2 separate regions of the Homo sapiens genome follow, and region 2 is linked to region 1. Evidence: read pairs that join two places in POLR2A ChIA-PET (ENCODE). Cell type or tissue: endothelial cell of umbilical vein. All regions are shown on one strand. Each heading gives the region's core, and the rest is flanking DNA. Links, peaks and the distances in the headings are about the cores only.

What was found. Peaks named below come from ENCODE experiments on the same cell type or tissue, not always from the same donor. Only the 100,000 strongest peaks of a DNase experiment are listed, where the experiment ranks them.
Region 2: POLR2A ChIA-PET joins it to region 1 with 6 read pairs; 2 of 35 experiments call an interaction of 5 or more read pairs at or near these places.

Annotation. Positions count from the first base shown.
Region 1 is chr7:154,944,321-154,948,714 of GRCh38, forward strand. PAXIP1 (PAX interacting protein 1) reads right to left here. Exons shown (of 21, transcript NM_007349.4): 17 at 3,583-3,683; 18 at 2,359-2,493; 19 at 2,192-2,267; 20 at 2,045-2,105. PAXIP1-AS2 (PAXIP1 antisense RNA 2) reads left to right here. Exons shown (of 8, transcript NR_024476.1): 3 at 1-300; 4 at 2,040-2,173; 5 at 2,273-2,471; 6 at 3,373-3,453; 7 at 3,578-3,770. Among named protein-coding and RNA genes, the nearest start is that of PAXIP1-AS2, 18 kb to the left of the region's middle. RefSeq lists an enhancer at 1,704-2,903. In endothelial cell of umbilical vein, for the core only: no CTCF peak of the experiment used is centred there; a DNase peak (open chromatin) is centred at 2,041.
Region 2 is chr7:155,034,526-155,038,919 of GRCh38, forward strand. No RefSeq gene overlaps it. Among named protein-coding and RNA genes, the nearest start is that of PAXIP1-DT, 33 kb to the left of the region's middle. In endothelial cell of umbilical vein, for the core only: no CTCF peak of the experiment used is centred there; no DNase peak of the experiment used is centred there.

The sequences.
Region 1 (4,394 bases), core at 186-4,185:
ACATCACAGGAGGCCCTCAGCCCCGACACACAGGCTCACTCAGCCCGGGGACATCAGCACCTGTGCCAGCTCCGCAAGGTATCCACCATGCGGCCAGAACTGAGGCCCAGCAATAGCTGAAATGTCCTTTAAATTAACATGTACAACACACAACCCCCAAGAGCTGACATCCCCAAAGCCCCACCACAAATAGCTGACTCCTACTTATACCTGCAGGAGCAGGTAGTGACCTCTGCAATTCTAAACCGTCCACTTTGGGCAAAATTCATCAAGCTATGGATATGAAAAAAGGCCCCCAAGGTAATACTCATAAGTCTCCTGTATGACTTTTAAAGCAATTTCTTCTGAAAGTAAATGTAGTGTAGAACAGGCTTTCACAAATACAAACATGAATGTTAGGAAAAAGTCTGGAAAAAATGCAAGAGTACATGTTGTATAAAAACCAAATGCTTATAGCATATCTGTAAAAATTTAACAGGCCTCTTATCATTCCTATCAGTAGCTCCTACAATAATTTTCTAATAGATGGCGGTATGGAATACAGCAAGCTCTGGTATGAATGGTAAGAGCGTTTCTGCACCAAGCCTCATTCCAACTAGACAGGCTATTTATTTATGGCTAAACATGACATTGGATTCTGGGACTGAGGCAAATTTTACTTCTTTTTTTTTTTTTTTTTTTTTAAAGACAGAGTTTCGCTCTTGTTGCCCAGGCTGTAGTGCAATGGCGCGATATTGGCTCACTGCAACCCCTGCCTCCCAGGTTCAAGTGATTCTCCTGCCTCACCAAGTAGCTGTGATTACAGGTACCCGCCACCATGGCCAGCTAATTTTTTCTATTTTTAGTAGAGCCAGGGTTTCACCATGTTGGCCAGGCTGGTCTCGAACTCCTGATCTCAGGTGATCCACCTGTCTTGGCCTCCCGTGCTGGGATTATAGGCATGAGCCACCACGTCCGGCCAAATTTTACTTCTTAAAAGTGCTTTTCTCTCAGTGATATCAAGGTCTTCTGTCTACTATTATAACCATAAGCTCTTTAGCGTTAAGAGGAAAATGTTTGATAAATGTAATTAACTGGATGAATGTCAGTGTATTTAAATGTAAATATACTTAAATGTAATTACCTGGATGAAACAGGCACACACGAAGAAAAAAAAACTCGGCAAGGATGGGTATCATTCTGACCTCTGCGCCTTACTGAAGCAGTCCTATCCCAAACACAAAATTCCCCTGCTTAAGGAAAGGTCCACTGAGGTTGACACTGGTCAGAGGTGGCAGAGGCTCCCACCCTCACAGAGAGGAGGAGCTCCAGCCTCATTGCAGGAGGCCCAGGGAGAAGTCCTGAGAACAGCCCTGAGAGAAGGTGCTCTGCAATGGGAAACGGAAGTGGAAACAGAATTTTCCCATAAGGACCTGTAAGGCATGTTTTGCTTCACTGATAGGCTGTTCCTACATTAAAATAATAATTCAGAGATTTTTAATAAGGAATTCAAATAACAGATGATGAGCTTTATTTTTTCCTGAATGTCTGAAATAGAAAAAAGCCTAGGTGTCAATATTCTAAAGACTGACCTTTGCATTTTCCTGACATGTTGATGAAGTATTCATTCTGCCGCTTCCATTTAGTAGTAATTTATCTCCCATCCCAAAGTTCCTGAGTACAAAGACTATATACGAACTAAATTTCATTTGGAAAACTACAAACTCAAAGGTGAGCTGATAAAAAGAAACATATATTTATTTTTGCAATTATTTTCTATTTTATCTAATTGTCAAATTCTTTAATACCTCCATAAACTAGACAGTATAGATCCTTTCTAATTAACATCACCTATTAAAACTGAACTCTCAGTAAGTTAAGAGAATATTTTTACTAGCAACTCAAATGAATATTCTGAAGAGAAAAGAATTGTTCACTGCATAAATCACAATAGCAAAGAAAGGAAAAATGGCTTGCAAAACAGGAAAGGTACTGCCTTATTAACCTGGGAAATCCATTTCATATCTAACCCGTCTACTTTTTAATTCTCTTTTGGAAAGGATATGATTCATAGTCCAGCGTTTGAGTGAGCACTCCAGTCAGAACGAACTCTGCATTGTGAACATCTGAACAGGGTGGAAACAGACACTTTAGTTAGAGATCCACTGCTGTGCGTGCACACATACTCACACAGGTAAGCGGGGAAACGTACCTATGCCTCTGGCAAAATATTCTCGGCATAAATGAAGGTCATTTTCACAGGATATTAAAATTATTTCCGACAAACTCTAAGGAAAAGAAAATGAGTTTCTCAGTGACCGAACGCTGAATGTGATACAGGGCAATGACGGACTCGCTGGCGGACTCCACTCTACCCACCGAGTTCTGCTTGTGCTCCATGAGCTTCCGGAAAGATGGCTGCTTGGATAACACCTTTCCTCCTGCACACTCTACGATTGCCTTCATAGTGGAAAGACTTGGGCAGATTCCAGGTGTGATGTAAAAATATTTTGCCTAAAATTAAATGAAAATATATGTATTATGTTCTTAAAATGCTTTAATTTTTAGAGTACATAATTCTCATAGATTCTGCCCTGAGATTTTTGACAAAATTTCAAATTTTATGACATTATGAAGGTACTATTCTCCTACTAGCACTCAATCTGAAGTGGAAGAGGAATCCAGCTATGTAAATTTGGAATGTAAGCATTTTCACATGTTAAGTATGCCTGAAGATGATTTAAAGTAACCAGAACTTAAGTCCCTAAAACAAAGTGTTTTGTGAATAAGCAAGAATATTACAAATATTTTTCACAATTTCTATACAATTTTAAATCAGCATTATATTTCACCACACTTATCTGCCCAGCAACAGCCTCTGGCATAGCATGCTGCCTGGCTTATATCCCTTTTCTTTATTTTCTCCATATTATTTGAACTCAGAGCAGGAAATGATATTGATGCTTAAGATTTAATTATCTAACAAGATTGCTCCTGAGGATACCACAAAATACTATTCTGTCTGAAACTGCAAATAATTTCTAATTCCTGTTGACTCCTTAAGAAGGTTAAAGAACCGATTATCTTTATTGATTTACTTAGTTCTTTGGTACAAAAAAAATTCCTAGCTGTTCTAACACTTATCTAACATTTAAAAATCTTTTAGTACTGAATTATATCTATGCACACACTGAATATTTTCCCAAGTATCTTCTCCAGCTGAATATACATTTACTGACAATAGTACGAAGTAAGCGATGTCCTCTAAAGATTTATTAAAAGCAGAAAAATGAACATGCCTCTTAACCAATTACTCAAAAACCTATTCTTTGAATAACTTATTTCTCATAGATGTATTTATTAAATTTGTGTACTTATTTTTAAACATTATAGTAAAGAAAAGTTCTCTAGAGATGTGCTGTGGTTCACAGGAGGAAGACCTCCAGTGGCAATGTCCAAGAAGGAAGCCAAGAGGTAAATGGGATGCAGGGTGAGCCCAGCTCCCCTGGAGGCGCACTTCCCACCAAATCACCTGGTAGTTCCCTTGAGCAGGTCCGTGTGTTATGCTTACTTGGACTGATTTACTTTTCCCTTAAAGTGTACCTTAAAGAGTGGAGAAACGTGTGCCCGTTTTAAGGATTCTTCCAAGCTGAAAGAGAAAAGTACTTCTGCCTCAGCATCTCGGAGAATGTAGTTCTGCTCATCTGGAAAACAGAACAGCACATACTCTGAAAAGTGTGGACACGTGAAGTGTGGCAAGTGTGACCCACAAAATTCTCGCCCATATTCAGGTACATAATATTACAGCTACATTTACCTGTACAGCCTTCGGATATTTAAATGTCACCATTATATTTCATTTACTTCCCTCTAAAAACAGCCAGACCAAAAAGACAGACAGGTATTTTTTCTCCTAGATCAGTGGTAATTAACCATTTGGGGTCATAAACTCTTGAAAAAAACGGGCTGGGTGTGGTGGTTCATGCCTGTAATTCCAGCACTTTGGGAAGCCGGGGAAGGAAAGCTGCTTGATGCCAGGAGTTCGAGAACAGCCTGGGCAACACAGTGAGACTTCATCTCTACAGAAAAATTTTAAAATCAGCTTGGCATGGTGGCATGTGCCTGTAGTCCCAGCTACTCGGGGGACTGAAGTGGGAGGATCGCTTGAGTCTGGGAAGTTCGAGGCTGTGGTGAGCCATCATTGCACCACAGCACCCCAGCCTGGGCAACAAAGTGAGATCTGGTCTCAAAATAATAGTAATTTTTTTTTTTTTAACAACAAAAATGTAAAAAAAGAAAAAAAAAATTACTGAAAAATATGAACCCTCTTCCCATAGCTGCTCCTCCCCTCTTTACCCCCCGACTATTTTAGGAAGTTCACCAACTTTCCAAGCCCGCAGATCTCAGGTTAAAAT
Region 2 (4,394 bases), core at 230-4,229, 90 kb after region 1:
GCAACTGCCCAGTGGGTTCATCCTGTCCACTGCCTAGATAAAGCCAATTTATCAAGACAGGGGAATTGCAATCGAGAAAAAGTTTAATACACGTAGAGCTGTTTAAAATGCAGACTGGGCCAGCCACCCTCCCTGTCCGGGAGGGAGGTGGGGGGCAGCCCCCGCCCGGCCAGCCTCCCCGTCCGGGAGGGAGGTGGGGGGTGCCTCTGCCCGGCCGCCCCTTCTGGGAAGTGAGGAGCCCCTCTGCCCGGCCGCCACCCCGTCTGGGAGGTGTACCCAACAGCTCATTTAGAATGGGCCACGATGACGATGGCAGTTTTGTCGAATAGAAAAGGGGGAAATGTGGGGAAAAGATAGAGAAATCAGATTGTTGCTGTGTCTGTGTAGAAAGAAGTAGACATAGGAGACTCCATTTTGTTCTGTACTAAGAAAAATTCTTCTGCCTTGGGATGCTGTTGATCTATGACCTTACCCCCAACCCGGTGCTCTCTGAAACATGTGCTGTGTCCACTCAGGGTTAAATGGATTAAGGGCGGTGCAAGATGTGCTTTGTTAAACAGATGCTTGAAGGCAGCATGCTCGTTAAGAGTCATCACCACTCCCTAATCTCAAGTACCCAGGGACACAAACACTGCGGTAGGCCGCAGGGTCCTCTGCCTAGGAAAACCAGAGACCTTTGTTCACTTGTTTATCTGCTGACCTTCCCTCCACTATTGTCCTATGACCCTGCCAAATCCCCCTATGCGAGAATCACCCAAGAATGATCAATAAAAAATAAAAATAAATAAAAATAAAATAAAATAAAATAAAATGAAGACTGGGGTTTTATTATTACTCAGATCAGCCTCCCTGAAAATCTAGATGCTAGGGTTTTTCAAGGATAGTTTGGTGGGCAGGGGGCTGGGGTTAGGGGCAATGCTGATTGTTTGGGGTTGCAATCCTAGAGGTGTGGAAAATGGCCGTTCTGTGCCGGCTGCTTCTGGGTGGGGTCCACAGAGAAGTCGCTGGACCGGGTGGGACCATCTGGTCTTCAGAAATGCAAAAGCTTGAAAAGATATCTCAAAAGGCAAATCTTAGGTTCTACAGTAGTGACGTTATTTACAGGAGTAGTTGGAGAAGTTACAAATCTTGTGACCTCTGGAACAATGGCTGGTAATTGGTTAATTATGTCTACATCTTAGCAGAATTCAGGCCCCTCTCACACTGCTAACCTGGTGGCTTTTCATTAGTTTTACAAAGGTGGTTTAGTTTTGGGAATGGCTATTAGCATTTAAACCATAACTCAATTTCTCCCAAAGCTAGCTTGGCCTAAGCTCAGGAATGACCAAGGGCAGTTTGGAGGTTAAAGGCAAGATGGAGTTGGTTAGATCAGATCTTTTTCACTGTCATAATTTTCTCACTGTTACGAATTTTGCAGAGGCAGTTTAAATTTCTTCTTCTTCTTCTTCTTCTTCTTCTTCTTCTTCTTCTTCTTCTTCTTCTTCTTCTTCTTCTTCTTCTTCCTCTTCCTCTTCTTCTTCTTCCTCTTCCTCTTCTTCTTATTTTTGAGATGGAGTCTTGCTCTGTTCCCCAGGCTGGAGTGCAATGGTGGGATCTTGGCTCACTGAAACCTCCGCCTCTCGGATTCAACCGATTCTTCTGCCTCAGCCTCCTGAGTAGCTGGGATTATAGGTGCGCACTACCACGCCGGCTAATTTTTGTATTTTTTGTAGAGATGGGGTTTCACCATGTTGGCCAGGCTGGTCTCAAACTCCTGACCTCAGGTGATCTGCCCGCCTTGGGCTCCCAAAGTGCTGGGATTACAGACATAAGCCAACGCATCTGGCCTTCAATTTCTTGACACTGATAATGTTTCTTAATCAATTGTCTGCTTGTTTTCAGGTGATGGCTTTGTAATCCCTACTTTGGATTTTTTAAACCAATGTTTTATTAAAGCTTAATGAGTTCTACAAGATGTACAATAAAGATCAGCAATCTACCCTATCTGAAAGACAATCTGTAAAAAACAAAACAAAACAGAAAACAACAACAACAAAAAACCCCAAAAAGCTCCAGTAATTATTTATTTTGGCATTTACTTGTAAATACCAAAATTCATACCAGTGAGAATATTATAACAGTAAAAAACATCTGATTTAACCAACTCCATCTTGCTTTTTTTTTTTTTTTTTTTTTTGAGATGGAGTCTCGCTCTGCCACCAGGCTGGAATGCAGTGGCACGATCTTGGCTCACTGCAACCTCCGCCTCCCAGGTTCAAGTGATTCTCCTGCCTCAGCCTCCCAAGTAGCTGGGATTACAGGCGCCTTCCACCACGCCCAGCTAATTTTTGTATTTTTAGTAGAGATGGGGTTTCACTATATTGGCCATGTTGGCCAGGCTGGTCTCAAACTCCTGACTTCAGGTTATCTGCCTGCCTCAACCTCACGAAGTGCTGGAATTATGGGCGTGAGCCATCATGCCAGGCCATATATATATTTACCCAGCTCCTATTCAAGATGGAGTTGCTCTGATTCAAACGTCTCTGACACCACCTTGGCCTCTCAAAGTGCTCGGATTACAGGCATGAGCCACCACATCCAGCCTACTTGTATATTTTTAAATAGAATGCTTATGCTGTTGTTTCTCAATTTTTCACTTTTATTATTGACTCCTAACTATGGAAAATGAAGACAGATTATACCTCCCTCACTCCACCCCCCATTCACTTCTCAATATAGCTATATAATAAATATTCAGTGTTTTATTATTAAAGCTGTGTAAAGATTATTATTCATAGCTGGGTCACAATATATACTGGGATTATATTCCAATCCACTTCTCTTTTTTTTTTTTGAGATGGAGTTTCCCTCTTGTCACCCAGGCTGGAGTGCAATGGCGTGATCTTGGCTCACTGCAACCTCCGCCTCCCAGGTTCAAGTAATTCTCCTGCCTCAGCCTTCCAAGTAGCTGGGATTACAGGTGCCTGCCACCTTGCCCAGCTAATTTTTGTATATATTTGATAGAAATGGGGTTTCACCATGTTGACCAGGCCGGTCTCGAACTCCTGACCTCAGGTGATCCACTCGCCTCGGCCTTCCAAAGTGTTGGGATTAAAGGTGTGAGCCACCACACACTGCCTCCATTTCTTATATAACATTATTTTCCCTGGATTTAATTTGCTTCCCTGACTTTGTCTTTTGTGCAGCTTTCCTGTGAACATATCCAGTGCTGTATCAGGGCCATCTTTTTTGAGACCTCTCTCCTAGAGCCTGGAGCTTTTGCTCCAATCTGGACTTGCTGCCTTCTAGGCCTGATGTGCACCTGCCATTTTGGAATCTCCCTTCACCATCTTTCTTTTTCCTGAACTAACTTACTTTCTCTCTCTCTCTCTCTCTCTCTCTCTCTCTCTCTCTCTCTCTCTCTCTTTCTGTCTCTCTCTCAGGCTGGAGTGCAGTGGTGTGATCATAGCTCACTGCAGCCTTGAACTCCTGGGCTCAAGCCATTCTCCCACCTCTGCTTCCCAAATATCTGCAACTACAGGCACATGTCACCACACCTAGCTAATTAACAAAAATCTGTTTTGTAGAAACGGGGTCTCACTATGTTGACCAGGCTGGTCTTTAACTCTTGGCCTCAAATAATCCTCCCGCCTCAACCTCTAATAGTGCTAGAATTACAGGTGTGAGCCAATGTGCCCGTCCCTGCATTTGTTTTCTAATTTTGTCCTTATTCCACTTTCTTAGAGAATTTTTTAAAACTTTTCTTCTACTGAATTTCCTTTAAAATTTTATCATGGAAATTTCCAGACATATACAAAAGTAGAGAAAATAACATAATTAAAATCTTTAGCACCAGGTACCCATCATCCAGCTTCAGCAATGATCAACCCATGGCCAATCCCAGACTTCAAATCTTCATCTGTAAATCCTTCAGCATGCACCTGCCAAAGATAAAGACTCTAAAAAACCCAGAATACCATTTTCATGCCTAAAGCTATTTGCAACAATTCCTATTCTGTTGCACTTTCACTTCCTCTGTTTAAGAGAAAATTTTAAGTGTTCGCTTTCTCCCCGTGTGTTTTCCTTTTTTTTTTTTTTTTGAGATGGAGTCTCACTCTGCCACCCAGGCTGGAATGCAATGGTGCTATCTCTGCTAGCTGCAGCCTCCACTTCCCGGGTTCAAGTGATTCTCCTGCCCCAGCCTCCCGAGTAGCTGGGACTACAGGCATGCACCATGCCTGGCTAATTTTTGTATTTTTAGTAGAGATGGGGTTTCACCATGTTGGCCAGGCTGGTTTCGAACTCCTGACCTCAGGTGATCCTTCCACTTCGGCCTCCCAAAGTGTTGGGATTACAGGTGTGAGCCAATGTACCCAGCTTTTTTCCTTTTGTAAAATGGCATGTTATTCTTGTTT